4 separate regions of the Homo sapiens genome follow, and regions 2, 3 and 4 are each linked to region 1. A link is a contact called in ENCODE Hi-C or POLR2A ChIA-PET data. All regions are on one chromosome and are shown on one strand. Each heading gives the region's core, a stretch centred on a gene start or an enhancer-like site at or near the end of the contact. The rest is flanking DNA. Distances are from core to core; before and after follow the strand shown.

Region 1 (3,718 bases), core at 330-2,829:
GCCCAATTTCTGCCTCCAAAGAAAGAAGAAGTAAAAACTCAAAGGCAGAAATGGAATCCACAGGCAGACAGCCTGGCGCCACACCCTGGGCCTGGTAAAGATCGACCTCTGACCTAATCAGTTTTGTTATTTATAGATTACAGACATTGTATAGAAAAGCACTGTGAAAATCCCTGTCCTGTCCTGTCCTGTTCTAATTACCAGTGCCTGCAGCACCCAGTCACATATCCCCTGCTTGTTCAATGGATCACGACCCTCTCACGGGGACCCCCTTAGAGTTGTGAGCCCTTAAAAGGGACAGGGATTGCTCACTCGGGGAGTCGGTTTTTGAGATGTGAGTCTTGCCGATGCTCCCAGCCGAATAAAACCCTTCCTTCAACTCGGTGTCTGAGGGGTTTTGTCTGTGGCTTGTCCTGCTACAACAGGACATGTATGAAGTCACGTGGAGCACAGAATAGACCATCAGAAAGTGAGAGAGAGGTCTGGGGGAGAGTTGGTGACATTTACTAGATAAAGACCCTAGGGGAAGCAGATTGGGGCAAGAAAGGGATGAGTTGGATTTGAGTAGAGGAGCCTTGGGCCATCTGTCCAGGGGCAGGATGTGAGGGGAGGTGAGAGCCCGGCTGCAGCTACAGGGAGACTGGCAATTGGGAGGCGTCCTGAGCAGCACATGGGAGAAGCTCCTAGAAGAGAGGACCCTCTGACTTTCTCAACCTTACCCTACTCTCCCCACTGCCTCCGCCATCTAGAAACTTCCAGAATTTCAGGCCCCAACAAGCCTACGATGGAGGAGGTTCTCCTGTATCCACTCCTTTTTCTTTCTTTCTTTCTTTTTTATTTTTGAGACAGAGTTTCGCTCTGTCGCCCAGGCTGGAGTGCGGTGAGGCAATCTCGGCTCACTGCAAACTCCGCCTCGCGCGTTCAAGCGATACTCCTGCCTCAGCCTCCCCAGTAGCTGGGATTACAGGTGCACGCCACCACACCTGGCTGTTTTTTTGTGTGTTTTTAGTGGAGACGGGGTTTCACCATGTTGGTGAGGCTGGTCTCGAACTTCTGACCTCAGTTGTTCCGCTGGCCTCGGCCTCCCAAACTGCTGATTACAAGCGTGAGCCACTGCGCCACGCCCACTCCATTGGTTTTTTTACACTCAACATTGGGAAGAGACTGCTGTTGCCCTGTTTCTGAGATAACAAGGACAAAACGAGAGAGTGATGAGCTGGAGCCCGATTATAAAACGGTCCACAAACGAAAACTAATGCCTGAGTTCAGTAAGGCCGGGAGGCCAGCTCACTCCCGCGAGGCGCTCTTTTGTTCGTGCAAACCGGGGCGGAGCTCTCTGCTGCACCGCCTCGCCGGGCCGGGGCGGAGCTCTCTGCTGCACCGCCTCGCCGGGCCGGGGACTAAACATGCGCGGCTAGTTTTCAAGGCCGGCCTCTGTATTAGTCACCGCGGCCATTTTGGATGAGGGTACGGAGAGAACGCGGACTGGAGATACCGGGGGCGTTGTCTTGGGCACGACTGCGTAGGGGCAAAGGTCGAGTACCCGCGCCGCCGCCATTTTTTATGAGGGCATATTCCATTTCTGATTATACACCCGCTGCCATCGGCACCGTTAGTTTCCACGCCCTCTAGTGCGCCCTCGGGGGCCCTAGTAACCTCCCTCCTTCCCTTGGGCCCGGGCCGGGGAGGCTTTCTCGGGCGCAGGAGGTTCCGCAGGCCCAGGCCAGGCCAGGGGAGGCAGCCGATCCGTCGTCGGGGTTGACAGTTACCATGGCGCCGCCTCTGGCCCCGCTCCCTCCCCGGGACCCAAACGGGGCCGGACCCGAGTGGAGGGAGCCGGGGGCTGTGAGCTTCGCGGACGTGGCCGTGTACTTCTGCCGGGAGGAGTGGGGCTGCTTGCGGCCAGCGCAGAGGGCCCTGTACCGGGACGTGATGCGGGAGACCTACGGCCACCTGAGCGCTCTCGGTGAGAGCCCCACCTGCTCGCCTGAGCCCTGCGCCCCCACAGGCCCTGCCGCGCCTCTGGGAGCTGCGCGTGAAGTTGGGGGCCCCGGGGCCGGGCAGGTGGCCTCCCCGCAGCGTGGGGTTTGCGTTCTTCTTCCCTAGGAATCGGAGGCAACAAGCCAGCTCTCATCTCCTGGGTGGAGGAGGAGGCCGAACTGTGGGGTCCGGCTGCCCAGGATCCGGAGGTGGCGAAATGTCAGACACAAACGGACCCAGGTGGAGTATCGGGTGCTCAGTCCCATGGGGACTTCTCTGTTCCTGTCCCATCCCGGTACCCTCTGCCACCTCCAGCTACCTGCTTAGCAGTTTCCTCTCTGAACTGCCTTCTCAACTGCGACGACGAGGCTGAGCCCCTGCGTGGCTCCCAGATGCAGCCTAGAAAGGAGCTGTGATGGGGGCTCTGGCCCTGCCATACCCGCCTCTGAGTCCTCACCTCTGCGTGGTCACTACACTCTGGGGGCTTTTTTTGGTGTTTTTGTTTTAGAGACAGGGTCTCGCTTTGTTGTCTAGGCTGAGTGCAGTGGCGGCATCATAGCTCACTGTAGCCTGGAACTCCCGGGCTTAAGCAGTCCTTCCACCTGGGCCTCCAGAGTAGCTAAGACTGTACAGGTGCTCGCCACGAAGCCTGGGTAATTTTTTTTTTTAGACAGAGTTTTACTCCGTTGCCCAGGCTGGAGTGCAGTGGTGCCATCTCAGTTCACTGCAACCTCCCACTCCCAGGTTCAAGTAATTCTCCTGTATCAACCTCCCAAGTAGCTGGGATTACAGGCGCCCGCCACCAAGCCTGCTTAATTTTTTTTTTTTTTTTTGAGACAGAGTCTTCCTCTGTCGCGCAGGCTGGAGTGCAGTGGCGCCATCTCGGCTCAGTGCAAGCTCCGCCTCCCTGGTTGACGCCATTCTCCCGCCTCAGCCTCCCCAGTAGCTGGGACTACAGGCGCCCGCCACCACGCCCGGCTAATTTTGTTTTTGTGTTTTTAGTAGAGATGGGGTTTCACCATGTTAGCCAGGCTGGTCTCGAACTTCTGACTTTGTGATCTGCCCGCCTCGGCCTCCCAAAGTGCTGGGATTACAGGCGTGAGCCACCGCGCCCAGCCAATTTTTTGTATTTTTAGTAGAGACAGGGTTTCACTATGTCGCCCAGGCTGGTCTTTAACTCCTGGAGCTAAGCGATTCGCCTGCTTCGGCCTTCCAAAGTGACCCACTGCGTCTGGCCTAATTGTTTTAAATTGTTATGTAATATATATATTTTATAGAGGGGGTCTTGGCTCTCGGTGTGTTGCCCAGGCTGGTCCTGAAATCCTAGGCTGATCCTCCTTCTCTACCTCCCAAAGCGCTGGGATTACCGCCTTGAGCCCCCACGCCCAGTCTCTTAAACTCTGTTGACTCTACCTCCACCTCAGGACCCACCCCTGCCGTTCACCTGCAGGCTGGTTCCTTTCTCCCCGTCCGCCCCCCTTTTTTTCTTTCATTTCTTGCCCTCAGCCTTTGCAGAGTATCCAGCCCCACTGAACTTGGCCATGCCCTCCTGGTTCTGCCTTTCTTGGTGCTGTTCCTGCTGCCTGGAACATCCTCAGGTGTCCGTTCCTCCTTCTGGATCAGGCCCAGATGTTCATGTCATCTCTGCCCTTCCCCCACCGTGACATTTCCCCAGCCCCGAGGCGGAATGGGCTGTTCTCTCCCTCCCGGCTCTGTCTGGCTCTGCAGCCGAGGAACA
Region 2 (3,718 bases), core at 707-3,206, 900 kb after region 1:
GGTGCCTGTAATCTCAGTTACTCGGGAAGCTGAGGCAGGAGAATCGCCTGAACTTAGGAGGCAGAGGTTGCAGTGAACTGAGATCGTGCATTGCACTCCAGCCTGGGCGACAAAGCGAAACTCTGTCTCAAAAGAAAAAAAAAAAGGAGATTCGGGTGAGGATCAGGGTGCCGGGTGGAAACATGGGAGCGAGGGGGCAGTGGGATGGTGAGAGGGAAGGTGCTGGAGGCTGGCTGAGATTCCGGCCTCCAGCCTCACTATTCACCGACACTTAAGGGGCAGCCCCGTCTCCCCCTTCGGGCTCATCAGGAGCTGGGGCGTCCACAGCCCCATCCTCACTGGCCACCAGTGGCTCCTCCTCCCCTTTGAGGCTGGGGCCTGACCCAGACTTCAGCTCCTCCATCGCCAGGGAGCCCTGGCGAGACTTCCGTCTGCCAAAGAAAGTGGTGAGCGTGGGCCGACGGCTAGACCCCTCCCCATCGGGGAACCCAGAGCCCTTGTCGCCCCCGGACCCTCCCACGGTCACTGTCACGGCCCCCTCCTCAGGGACCTGGGCTGGCCCAGCCCAGGCGTCCACCACCCCGTTACGCTTGCCGCCTCTGCTCAGCACGAGGGCCCCAGTCCGCCGCTTCTGCCGCCGGCGCCACAGCAGGAGCAGAGCCACGAGGACTATGACCGCCAGCAGGGCCACAAGCACAGCCACTGGCAGCATGCCTCGTGAGTTCTCATCTGGGTTCCGGAAGGGCACAGTGCTTGCGTTGGTGGAGGTCGTTGGAGACATCATTGTAGATAGTTTTACGCTAGAGACCTGGGGTCCACTGGCCCCGCTGGAGGGCTCCAGAGAGCCAGTTGTCATGGTAACAGGGGGTCCAGTGGTCCCAGTGGAGGTCTCCAGAGAGTCAGTTGCCATGGTAACAGGGGGTCCAGAGGTGCCTTTGGAAGTCTCCAGAGAGACAGTTGCCATGGTAAGAGGGGGTCCAGAGGTGCCTCTGGAGGTCTCCAGAGAGCTAGCTGCCGTGGTAACAGGGGCTCCACTGGTCCTACTGGAGGTTTCTGGAGAGTTCGTTGTTATGGTTCCACCTGTCACGGTGTGGGATCCTAGAGAGTTTGCTGTTATGGGAACAGCAGGATGACTGGTTGCATGAGGGGTTTCCTGGGGCACTGATGACATCTTGATGGAAACTTCCTGGTAGGTTGTTGGCTCAGGTAAAGGGGAACCAGTGCTGGCACCAATGGAAGTCCAAAGAGGGGATCCCTCATTGATGGAAGTTGAGGGAGGTAGGGCTGAGGTCTGGTCCCCAGTGCTGTCGGCCTTAGGGTCACTTGTTATTGAAGTGGTGTACATCTTTGAGCTCAGGGGCTCGCTAGTAGAGACCAAAGGCTCTCCGGAGGTGGGTGTCTGCACTGCTGTTGTGCTCCCCAGAGCGTCTGGGCTTACCACCAGCACCCCAAGGAGAAGGAGAAGCGTGGCCATTTCCAGGCAAACAGGCAGGAGCAAGAGCTGGGACCTGCAGGTGGGCAGCCGGAGAAGCAGAACACGCGGGAGTTGCCGGAGGACCTGGCCGGGCCTCCCCTCTGCCCACTTCCCTGCCAACGGCCAGGCCCAACCTGCGGTTTAACGGTTTTTTCCATGCTGGCTTTTACTGTTATCAGAAATGACAGAGGAACAGATGCTGGCAGCTCCCCCATCAGCCCCATCCTGAGGCTCCCTCCAGCCTCAGCAGCTTAGATTCCAGCAGTGACCAGCCCCTCCTGGCCTTCCCTGACCCTGTGCAGCCCAATGGCTCCCAATCTCTTCCCATCATAACCTGTCAGAGTCTTTTCAAGCCACAGGCACATTCCCAGGCCCACTGAGGCCCCTACCCCACCAAGTCTCACCCTCTTACCGGCTCGGCTGATAAGGACGCAGCACTGGGGCCAGGTCACTCCACCACCTCCCGAGGCTGGGGCAAGACTGGGAAGGACAGGGCCCCAAGGGGAAAGGAAGTGGGCCCTGGCTCCACCCACCCCACCCACCCCTCCATCCTGCCCCACCCGCCTGCTCCCACAGCTGCTGGGCGAAGACAGCACCATCACCTGCTCCTTCAGGGGCCAGCGGGGTGCCTGGGGGTCTGGGGCTCACCTGAGGGAGGCAGGGAAGCGTGGGATCTGGAATCAGGATTCCTGGCTCTTGGCTGAGGAATGGGATGGAAGTGGTGATGCTAGGGAGGGCTGGGCTCAGAGGTGGGTGGTGGGAATGTGAGCCTGAGAACTCAAGGGTGCAGAGGAGGAGGTGGGAGGGGAGGGTGGTTTCCTTTGCATTTGTGGTCCCCAAGCTGTTAGGCCAGGAGCTGAGTGGCGCCATTTCCTGCCCTCAGAGCTCCCAGGAAGTAGCAGGGCAAGAGGAAGCCCCCGAGTCTGGCTGGGGGCCGTGAAAACCTTTGCAGGCTGGTGAGCTCTTGACTCTGTCCGGGGAGCTGGGGGTCACCACAGTGGCCCCCAGTCACAGAGACGTGGCTAAACCAAGGTGGTTCCTACACACTGCATATGCTAGGATCTTATTTCTGCAAACTAGTAAAGATGTGGGAATCTTTTTTTTTTTTTTTAAGGCGGAGTTTAGTGCAATGGCATGATCTTGGCTCGGCTCAGCACAATGTCTGCCTCCTAGGTTCAAGCAATTCTCCTGCCTCGGCCTCCTGAGTAGCTGGGATTACAGGCTTGCACCACTGTGCCCGGCTAATTTTGTATTTTTCGTAGAGACGAGGTTTCTCCATGTTGGTCAGGCTGGTCTCGAACTCCTGACCTCAGGTGGTCCATCCGCCTCAGCCTCCCCAAGCGCTAGGATTACAGGTGTGAGCCACCGCGCCTGGCCAGATATGGGAATCTATATGGAAAACCGTCTGGAAAGATATCTACTAAGGGATTCACCTAATTGTCTTTGGATAGGTGAGAGTAGGAGGTGGGGGTATTTTCTTCTTTGAATGGTTCCCATTTCCTGACTTTCCTCTAATTAGCAAGCTTTGACTCTCGGTTTGTGTATGTTTTTGGTTTTTGTTCTTGAAAAACGAAAATCAGTCCCGGGTGTGGTGATACATTATGCTGGCAGTCCAGGCCAAAGTGGGAGGACCTCCTGAGCCCAAGAGTTTGAAACCAGCCTGGGCAACGTAGCAAAACTCCTATCACTAAAAAAATAAATAATTTTTTAAAATCAAAACTGATTTGTATATTTTAAGAGCAACATGTGCACAATAGAAGATTCTAACAGGCCCGTGGGACTGTGCCATTTCTACAAGCTGATGAGTTTGTCTGACCCAAAGACATGAGACTCCTGGGTGAGAGCCACAGGAATTAATTGCTCACACCAAGCAACAGCAGCGTGATGTTTGCATCAGTTCCCCTTACCCCAAGTCCCACGGGGGCAACATGGAAGGGCCCAGACTGACACCATGCACACAGTGGGCCTGCACCGCAGCCATAGAGCTCTGAGCTTGAGAGATTCCCCTCCTCTAGGGGCCCTGGTAAGCCCAGGTTCCCACAGGGAGACGTGTCTTCATCCCTCGGGTGTGCTCACTGCAAACACAGCACTGAAAAATGGCTTGAGTACAAAGTATTCAGAGGCTGAGCGTGGTGGTTCACGCCTGTAATCCCAGGACTTTGGGAGGCTAAGGCAGGCTGATCACTTGAGGTCAGGAGTTCGAGACCAGCCTGGCCAACATGCTCTCTTTTCTGCGCACAGTGG
Region 3 (3,718 bases), core at 514-3,013, 770 kb after region 1:
TTTCTAACCCCAACACCTGGCGCAGAGTAGGCCCTCAAGAAGTATTTGCTGAAAAAAATTAAGATTTAGTGAATAAACTACTAATCACTGGCTTGTTCATTTCCATCATGAAAATGGCTCACGGCCATTCCTGCCCCAGGGCTCACAGTCCAGGGTAGGAGGGAAGAGGGGAGGGCCACATGTAAACAATTATTTACTGCACAAGAGTCTAGCCCTTTCATGATAAAAGCAACCTTGAGCTTGGACCAGGCTAGCAATTATTAATTTTCCCTTCTTTCACAATTCCTAAATTTCATTCACTCTTCTCCCTTTTATTGATGAGGAAATTGAGCTAAGAGAGCATCTTACATCATAAATAAGAAAACACTTGCTGTTCTTGTCTTCTTAGTCAAGGCCTGGCAAACTCCTATCCAACCTTTGAAACCCATCTCAAGTATCATTCACTCCCTTAATGAAGTCCTCCCAGAATACTCAAGGGCTTACTTCAGATTCCACACCCTCAGTTTATACACATCTCTCATTGTGTTTCGTATTACATCTACGTATGTGACACTCTATTGAAACAGACTGTAAATTCCTCGAGGAAGGGACATTATTCATTCAGGCATTTTCATATCTACCATGCACCGGACACAGTGCATCTTCGAAGGGTAAGGGGAGACTGTGCTCAGCCAGCAGGGATAACATGTACTTGGGCATAATGGTTAAGAGCAGAGGTTCTACACTCAGACTCCTTGAGAGCGAATTCAAGCCCCAATATTTACTAGTTGTGTTAACTCTGAACAAACTAACCTCAGTTTCCTGTGTAAAACAAAGACAGTAATAGTAACAACCTGATAGCATTGTGTGGACAATAAATGGTTCACCACCATAAAATGCCTACAACTGTGCCTGGCACATAGCAAGAGCTCTACATGTGTTAGGCATTCTCCTAAATGTCTGTTTCCCCACGAGGCTAACGAGGGCTCCAGTGAATTACTATGGCGCTCACCATCATCACTAACGAGGATTAAGTCTCCGGGTTAGAGAGGCACATGTAAACAAATACTCACATACAAGATTTTGGGTGTCCTAACAGCCTTTCCAACCCTAAAATAGCATTCACTTCCATGCTAGAGTGAAAGGAAATTTTAGTCTTTTATTTCGTTTTCCTGTAATCGCAGAGCATCTTACGCTGCCAACTCAAACCCAGCAGCAGCCGGGTCTGTTCCTCAGCCCGTCCTCTTGCATCTCTCAGGGATGTCTCTGCACCCAAACACCATGTCCCACACAGAACCCTTCCCAATACACGCCTCCGGCTCCCTTCTTCTCGTCCTCGTGGCTAGAGCGTCCGCCACTCTTCTCTTGCTTATTCAGGTGATCTCCAGGGATGAGGCCATGACCCCCGTTTCACAGACGAAGAAACCGAAGCTCACAAAGAAAAAGTGCGCGGGGTTCAAGCCAAGAGCCTGGACCGGAGACCCGAGTCTACTGACCCAAGGGGAGAGCAGGAAACAGGGAGAAGGCAGGAGCCAGGCGGGGCGACCGGCTCGCGACCCCACACTCTCACCGTCCCCCTCTCCCCGCCCCTGCGCCATGGCCGCCTCTCCGCGACAACCCGCAGAGCCTGGACCACACTCCGACACATAACTCCCACTAAACTCCAGACGTCGGTACCCGCCTTGCCCAGGCCGGGCTCAAGTACCTGAGATCGCCGCCGCTGAAGCTGCCGCCATCTCGCGTCGCCTCTGCTGCGTCGAGCCGCCCGCGGCCATTCCACTCCCTCCTTGGGCCCGCCTCTCCCATTCGAATTCCCCGGTGCCCCGCCCCCTCTCCCAGGTTCCACCAATCAAGACTACGCGCCGCCGGAAGCTGCTGCGTGTGGGTCGCCACTATCCCGCCTTCCAGCGCTCGCCTCCGGGTCCCCAAGAAAAGGTTCCCCTGGTCAGGACGCATGCGCGCGCGTGGGCCGCGCAGCCGTTGATGTCTGGAAGCGCGCTGCGATACAAACCCCTACGCAGGGATGTTGGCGACGGTGGCCGCTGGGGGAGCTGCTCAGCGCCGCCCGGCACTGGGCTCCCTTTCCCTTTACTTTCTGCAGTTTCTTGCCTCCGTGGGTGGTTGGCGCGTCTGCGGAGCCAGGGTCGTTGTGTGGATCGTGGGACTGCAGCCCCAGCCAAAGGGCTATCACGTCTGGTCGGTTCTGTAGATCTGGGCCCCAGGGGCTGGACTCTGGGCAGTCACGTTGCAGTCGCTGCCTGCTGGGCCCAAGGCCACTGTAGGTCCCCTCGCGTCCGTGTCAGCCCAGGAGAGCAGCTTGGATGTTCCTGTCTTTATAACTTGGCACTCAGCACGTCGGCGAAGCGTGGAAAACGCTTAGTCTGTGATTCAGTCCCACTCACCCACGGTTCCGGTTCCCAGTCCTTAAGAGTACAGCAGTCCGTTGAGTAGCTCTCTGTCCTTTCTGAAGGGTTGGCTAGGGACGGTCATTCCACTTTTGAGCACCAGGTAGGTAGGGCCCAGGTTTAGACATTATGTTCCACCCTGTTGAACAACAAAACAAAACACGGGCCGGGCGCGGTGGCTCAGTCCTGTAATCCCAGCACTTTGGGAGGCTGAGGCGGGAGGCTCACCTGAGGTGAGGAGCTCGAGACCAGCCTGGCCAACATGGCGAAACCCCGTCTCTACTAAAAACACAAAAATTAGCCGGGGATGGTGGCACGCCTGTAGTCCTAGCTACTCGGGAGGCTGAGGCAGGAGAATCGCTTGAACCCGGGAGGTGTAGGTTGCAATGAGCCGAGATGGTGCCACCGCACTCCAGCCACGGCGCCAGAGTGAGACTCCGTCTCAAAACAAAAAACACAAATCTTAGATCAGTGTTTCTGAAACGTTTTGCCTTGGGATCCCACTACAGTTTTTAAAAATGAGGCCTCCAAAGATGTTTTGTGTATATGAGGGTTTTTGTTTTTTTGTTTTTGAGACGGGGTTTCACTTCCATCTCCCAGGCTAGAGTGCAGTGGCTCAATCTCGGTTCACTCCAACCTCTGCCTCTTGGGTTCAAGTGATTCTCCTGCCTCAGCCTCCCGAGTAGCTGGGATTACAGGTGTGCACCACCACGCTCAGCTAATTTTTGTATTTTTATGGAGACAGGGTTTCACCATGTTGGCCAGGCTGGTCTCAAACTCCTGACCTCAAGTGATCCACCCGCCTTGGCCTCCCAAAGTGCTGGGATTACAGGTGTGAACCACCAGGCCTGGCCGTATATACTGTGTGTGAAGTGAAACTAAATTAAAGTTGACATTAATGAATTTAAAAATTACAGTAAAAAACCCATAGACATAAAAAGGACATCTAAGTAGTGGTTGCCAGGGGATGGTGAGGGGCTGAGGAGCTGGCACTACAGCAATAGATATAACGAGTTTCTTTTGGGGGTGATGGAAATATTAAATATTTTGGAATGAAGTAGTGATGATGGCTGCGTAACGTAATAAACATACTAAAAACCAGAGAGGTGTGCACTTTTTTTTTTTGAGACATAGTCTCTCTCTGTTGCTCAGGCTGGAGTGCAGTGGCGCAATCTCAGCTCACCGTAACCTCCGCCTCCTGGGTTCAAGCAATTCTCCTGCCTCAGCCTCCCGAGTAGCTGGGATTACAGGCATGCACCACCGTGCATGGCTGATTTTGTGTTTTTAGTAGAGACGGGGTTTCTCCATGTTGGTCAGGCTGGTCTTGAACTCAT
Region 4 (3,718 bases), core at 428-2,927, 600 kb after region 1:
GCCTGCCACCATGCCTGGCTAATTTTTGTATTTTTAGTAGAGATGGTGTTTCATCATGTTGGCCAGGCTGGTCTTGAACTCCTGACCTCAAATGATCCACCTACCTTAGCCTCCCAAAGTGTTGGGATTACAGGCGTGAGCCACCACACCCAGCCTCTGATCTCACCTTTCAATCCCATCTGACTTCCCAGGACTGTGGCCTGGAATGTCCGGGTCTTGTTCCTGTCTGGACCGTCTCCGAAGTTCAAGGTGGTCAGCAAGCCCACGACGTGAGACCCTCGCCACTTCCCTGTGACTGTCCCATTCCTGGGACACAGGGTCAGCTGGCCAAAAGATCTCAAAAAAGAGACCCAGTCCTGTGAGCAAAAGAAGACGGGTGAGATGAGATTAGCAGCAAAAGCCTGTCTAGGTTGGAAGGAAGAGCGGGTACGGGGGTGGGGAACTTACCTGGGGGATGTCAGGGCTGCGCAGGCCAGTCCTGTGGGTGAGGAGGAAGCTGCCAAGGCCCAGGCCAGAGAGGCCAAGGAGCAGCAGGATCAAAGTGGCACAGACCAGAGGTGGGTGGTGGGCCAGACACAGGTGCAGGTTGTGCCCTGCCTGGCAGTTGCCCATGGGGAGCAGAGGGGGCTGAGCCTCCGGGGAGAGCCTGCTGGAAGACAGGGAGGGAGAATGGGACAAGAGCACCGCTTTTACGCAAAGAGAAAAGAAAGCTCAGAGAAGACAAAGGACTTCCCAAGGCCACACAGTAAGTGGCAGAGCCAGAACAAGAATCCAAGGTTCCCGACTCCAAAAGTTCAACTCCCTGCACTGCTGGATAAATATTTGCTGCATTTCATTTCTGAAGTAATCTAAGTGGAGGCAGAGCAGTGTACTCCGTGCTGGAAGAAGGAAACTGAAAGGGAGACTTCTCAGCTGGAGAAACAGGAAGCACTGTTCTGGGGCGAGGATTTGGCTGAGGAATAGTTCCAGCCAGAGCCCAGACAAGGGAAGACTCTGGAGAAGAACTCCACTGTGCAGCTAAACGGCTAGATCTGAATCCCTTTCTGTTATTCACTGACTCTGTGAGCTTAAGAATCCATGAAATGGGAGTTCTGAGAACACCAAGTAATAAGGATTAAACGTGGCGGATGAAGCAGTCTGCGTGGTATTTGGCCATGCAGGAATTCAACAAATGTCCACTTCCTTTCTCTTTCTCGTACAGATCCTCAAAACCGGGTAAGGCGAGGCAAAAAATACTGTGAGGGAAACTGAGGCTCGCGGACTTTAACACAGGAGGGGTAGGGCCAAGATCTGAACCCCGCCTCCTGCTTCCAAGTGGGGTGCTCCTTCCCACGCAAGGTGCGACGGCCTGATGGAAAAGAACTTCTGGAAGGCGAAGAGATAAACAGGGGTCGGGGGAAAAGAAGGGAGCCACGGAAATGTAGGTGTCACAAATGCTCAGCCCTGCCCCGCCTCCCGTCCGGCTGGAAGGGGGTTAAAGGGAGGGGAGGGCAGAGTCTGAGGGTCCGCCGCCGCTGGTGCACCTGAGCACCCCCTCCCCGGAAAGCCCCCGCCCCGAACGATTGCAACGCCCTCGTCCCCTCCCGGTCTCGCGCGTCGGATCCGCCAGCCGCTCGCTCTTACCCCTCGGGGCCGGGCGGAGGCCGGCGCCCCCCGCGACGTCACGAGCGGGGCCGCGAGGGGGCGGGGTCCGTGCTCTGCGCTTCCGTCCCCGACCCTCCTCCTCGCGCGGCCCCGCCCCGCGGCCGGGTCCGCATGCGCAGTGGCCACGCGGGCGCCAGCCTCGCAGCTCACCGCCAGGGTGGGGGCGTACCAAAGGGACACCCAAGGAAGGAGCCACCAGAAAGGAAAACCTCCGTGGGAGGGGTGGAAACGGGAGCGAGGCCAGGGAGCAAGTGCGAGAAACGTCGCAGAACCCGTAGGCTCCCTCCAGAGAGACTGGCGAGAACTGCCCCAGAAGCTTGTCGCGGGCATTTTTGGGCTGTGCGTCCCCTACCCGCGCCAATAGCACAGACCAGCCGCGCCCGGGTTCCCGGTGAGGACTCGGCATCCGCTCAGAGTTGCAGGGCTGCCACTTGAGGACTCTGTCCACTGGGGCTGGGAGTGGTGTTTTGGACTCCGCTCTTCTGTGCACCCCGATCTGCACCTTTCTCGTGGACCCTGACTTTTAGTGACTCCTTAATGTATAGGATGCTGGAGCTGAAGAGTTGCTCAGTAGAGAGCATCTCAGTTCACTTCTGCCCAAGTTTTGGAGGTGAGAACATCTGACTGGAGGTAGCATGACACATGGAGCCAGGAACTTTGGGTTCAAATCCTGACTGTCCGTACCCTCGCATAAGCCATAGCCGCGCTCTCAGGGGACTAAGCTTACCCCTCTACTAAAGAGGATCATCCTATCTATCTCACCGGTTGGATCAGAAGCTTAAAGGGTAAAATGTGGGAAAACATGGGCCCAGTGCCCACTAAGCACACAGGACAGATGCTACTTGAAACGGAATCTATTTAATTCGACTGTGGCTTCCTTAAGGCAGAGGCCATGTCGTTTGTATCAACAGCCACAAAAGTTTGTGGCACAAAACCTTCGCATATACAAATGATTTTTTTTTTTTTTGAGACGGGGTCTCAGTCTGTCGCCAGGCTGGAGTGTAGTGGCGCGATCTCGACTCACTGCAACCTCCGCCTCCCGGATTCAAGCTATTCTTCTGCCTCAGCCTTCCGAGTAGCTGGGACTACAGGCGCACGCCACCACGCCCAGCTAATTTTTGTATTTTTAGTAGAGACGAGGTTTCACCATGTTGGCCGGGATGGTCTTGATCTCTTGACTTCGTGGTCTGCCCGCATCGGCCCCCCAAAGTGCTGGGATTACAAGCGTGAACCACCACACCCGGCCGATTTTTTTTTTTTTTTTTTTTTTTTTTTGACAGAGCCTTGCTCTGTCATCGCCCAGGCTGGAGTTCAGTGGCACAATCAAAGCTCGCTGCAGTCTGGACGTCTTGGGCTCAAGAGATCCTCCCGCCTTAGCCTCCTGGGTAGTTGAGACAGCCGGTAGTCACACGCCACCCACCATGCCCAGCTAACTTTTGCATTGTGTGTAGAGACGGGGTTTTGCCATTTGCCATGTTGCCCAGGCATGTCTCGAACTCCTGACCTCAAGCAGTCCTCTCGCCTCGGCCTCCCAAAGTGCTGGGATTACAGGCGTGAGCCACTGTGCCCTGACTAGTCAAATGATTTTTGACAAGGGTGCTGTGGGCGTTCAGTAGAGAAAAGAGTCTTTTCTGTGCATCGAAGGACACAACAGGCTGGGCACGGTGGCTCAAGCCTGTAATCCTAGCACTTTGGGAGGCCGAGGCGGGTGGATCACCTGAGGTCAGGAGTTTGAGACCAGCCTGGCCAACATGGTGAAACCCCATCTCTACTAAAAGTACAAAATTAGCCAGGCATGGTGCCGGGCGCCTATAATCCCAGCTACTCCGGAGGCTAAGGCTGGAGAATCGCTTGAACCTGGGGAGTGGAGGTTGCAGTGAGCTGAGATTGCACCACTTCACTCCAGCCTGGGCAAAAGATCAAAACTCTGCCCCACAAAAAACAAAAACAAAAAAAGGAAAGGACAGTGAAAAGGCAACCAACAGAATGAGAGGAAATATCAAATCATATATCTTATAAGGGGTTAATATCTATAATATATAAAGAACTCCTACAACTCAACAACAGCCCAATC

The links. Hi-C counts contacts between places; a loop is a spot of excess contacts on that map. ChIA-PET counts read pairs that join two places held with the same protein, here RNA polymerase II (POLR2A). Pooled maps may share reads with other maps.
Region 2: a pooled map shows a loop between it and region 1 (4-fold over the local background). The contact joins the promoter of SPN here to the promoter of ZNF764 in region 1. A Hi-C loop is called at or near these places in 2 of 50 pooled maps. POLR2A ChIA-PET finds 5 or more read pairs at or near these places in 2 of 52 experiments (T-cell and activated T-cell).
Region 3: a pooled map shows a loop between it and region 1 (5-fold over the local background). The contact joins the promoter of KIF22 here to the promoter of ZNF764 in region 1. A Hi-C loop is called at or near these places in 1 of 50 pooled maps. POLR2A ChIA-PET finds 5 or more read pairs at or near these places in 2 of 52 experiments (WTC11 and activated CD4-positive, alpha-beta T cell).
Region 4: a pooled map shows a loop between it and region 1 (4-fold over the local background). The contact joins the promoter of TMEM219 here to the promoter of ZNF764 in region 1. A Hi-C loop is called at or near these places in 1 of 37 single-sample maps with no recorded cell type and 6 of 50 pooled maps.

Annotation. Positions count from the first base shown.
Region 1 is chr16:30,556,235-30,559,952 of GRCh38, reverse strand. It overlaps ZNF764 (zinc finger protein 764), which reads left to right and starts at 1,579. Exons shown (of 3, transcript NM_001172679.2): 1 at 1,579-1,966; 2 at 2,107-2,220. The coding sequence starts at 1,771. RefSeq lists enhancers at 1,450-1,589, 2,130-2,691.
Region 2 is chr16:29,661,485-29,665,202 of GRCh38, reverse strand. It overlaps SPN (sialophorin), which reads right to left and starts at 1,956. Exons shown (of 2, transcript NM_003123.6): 1 at 1,887-1,956; 2 at 1-1,508. The coding sequence starts at 1,474. The coding sequence ends at 272. RefSeq lists silencers at 852-971, 2,232-2,291 and enhancers at 2,472-2,551, 3,192-3,241.
Region 3 is chr16:29,788,796-29,792,513 of GRCh38, reverse strand. It overlaps KIF22 (kinesin family member 22), which reads right to left and starts at 1,763. Exons shown (of 14, transcript NM_007317.3): 1 at 1,685-1,763. The coding sequence starts at 1,754. RefSeq lists an enhancer at 1,953-2,352.
Region 4 is chr16:29,960,038-29,963,755 of GRCh38, reverse strand. TMEM219 (transmembrane protein 219) reads right to left here and starts at 1,677. Exons shown (of 6, transcript NM_001083613.2): 1 at 1,624-1,677; 2 at 448-649; 3 at 167-356. The coding sequence starts at 612. RefSeq lists a silencer at 1,395-1,844 and an enhancer at 2,195-2,304.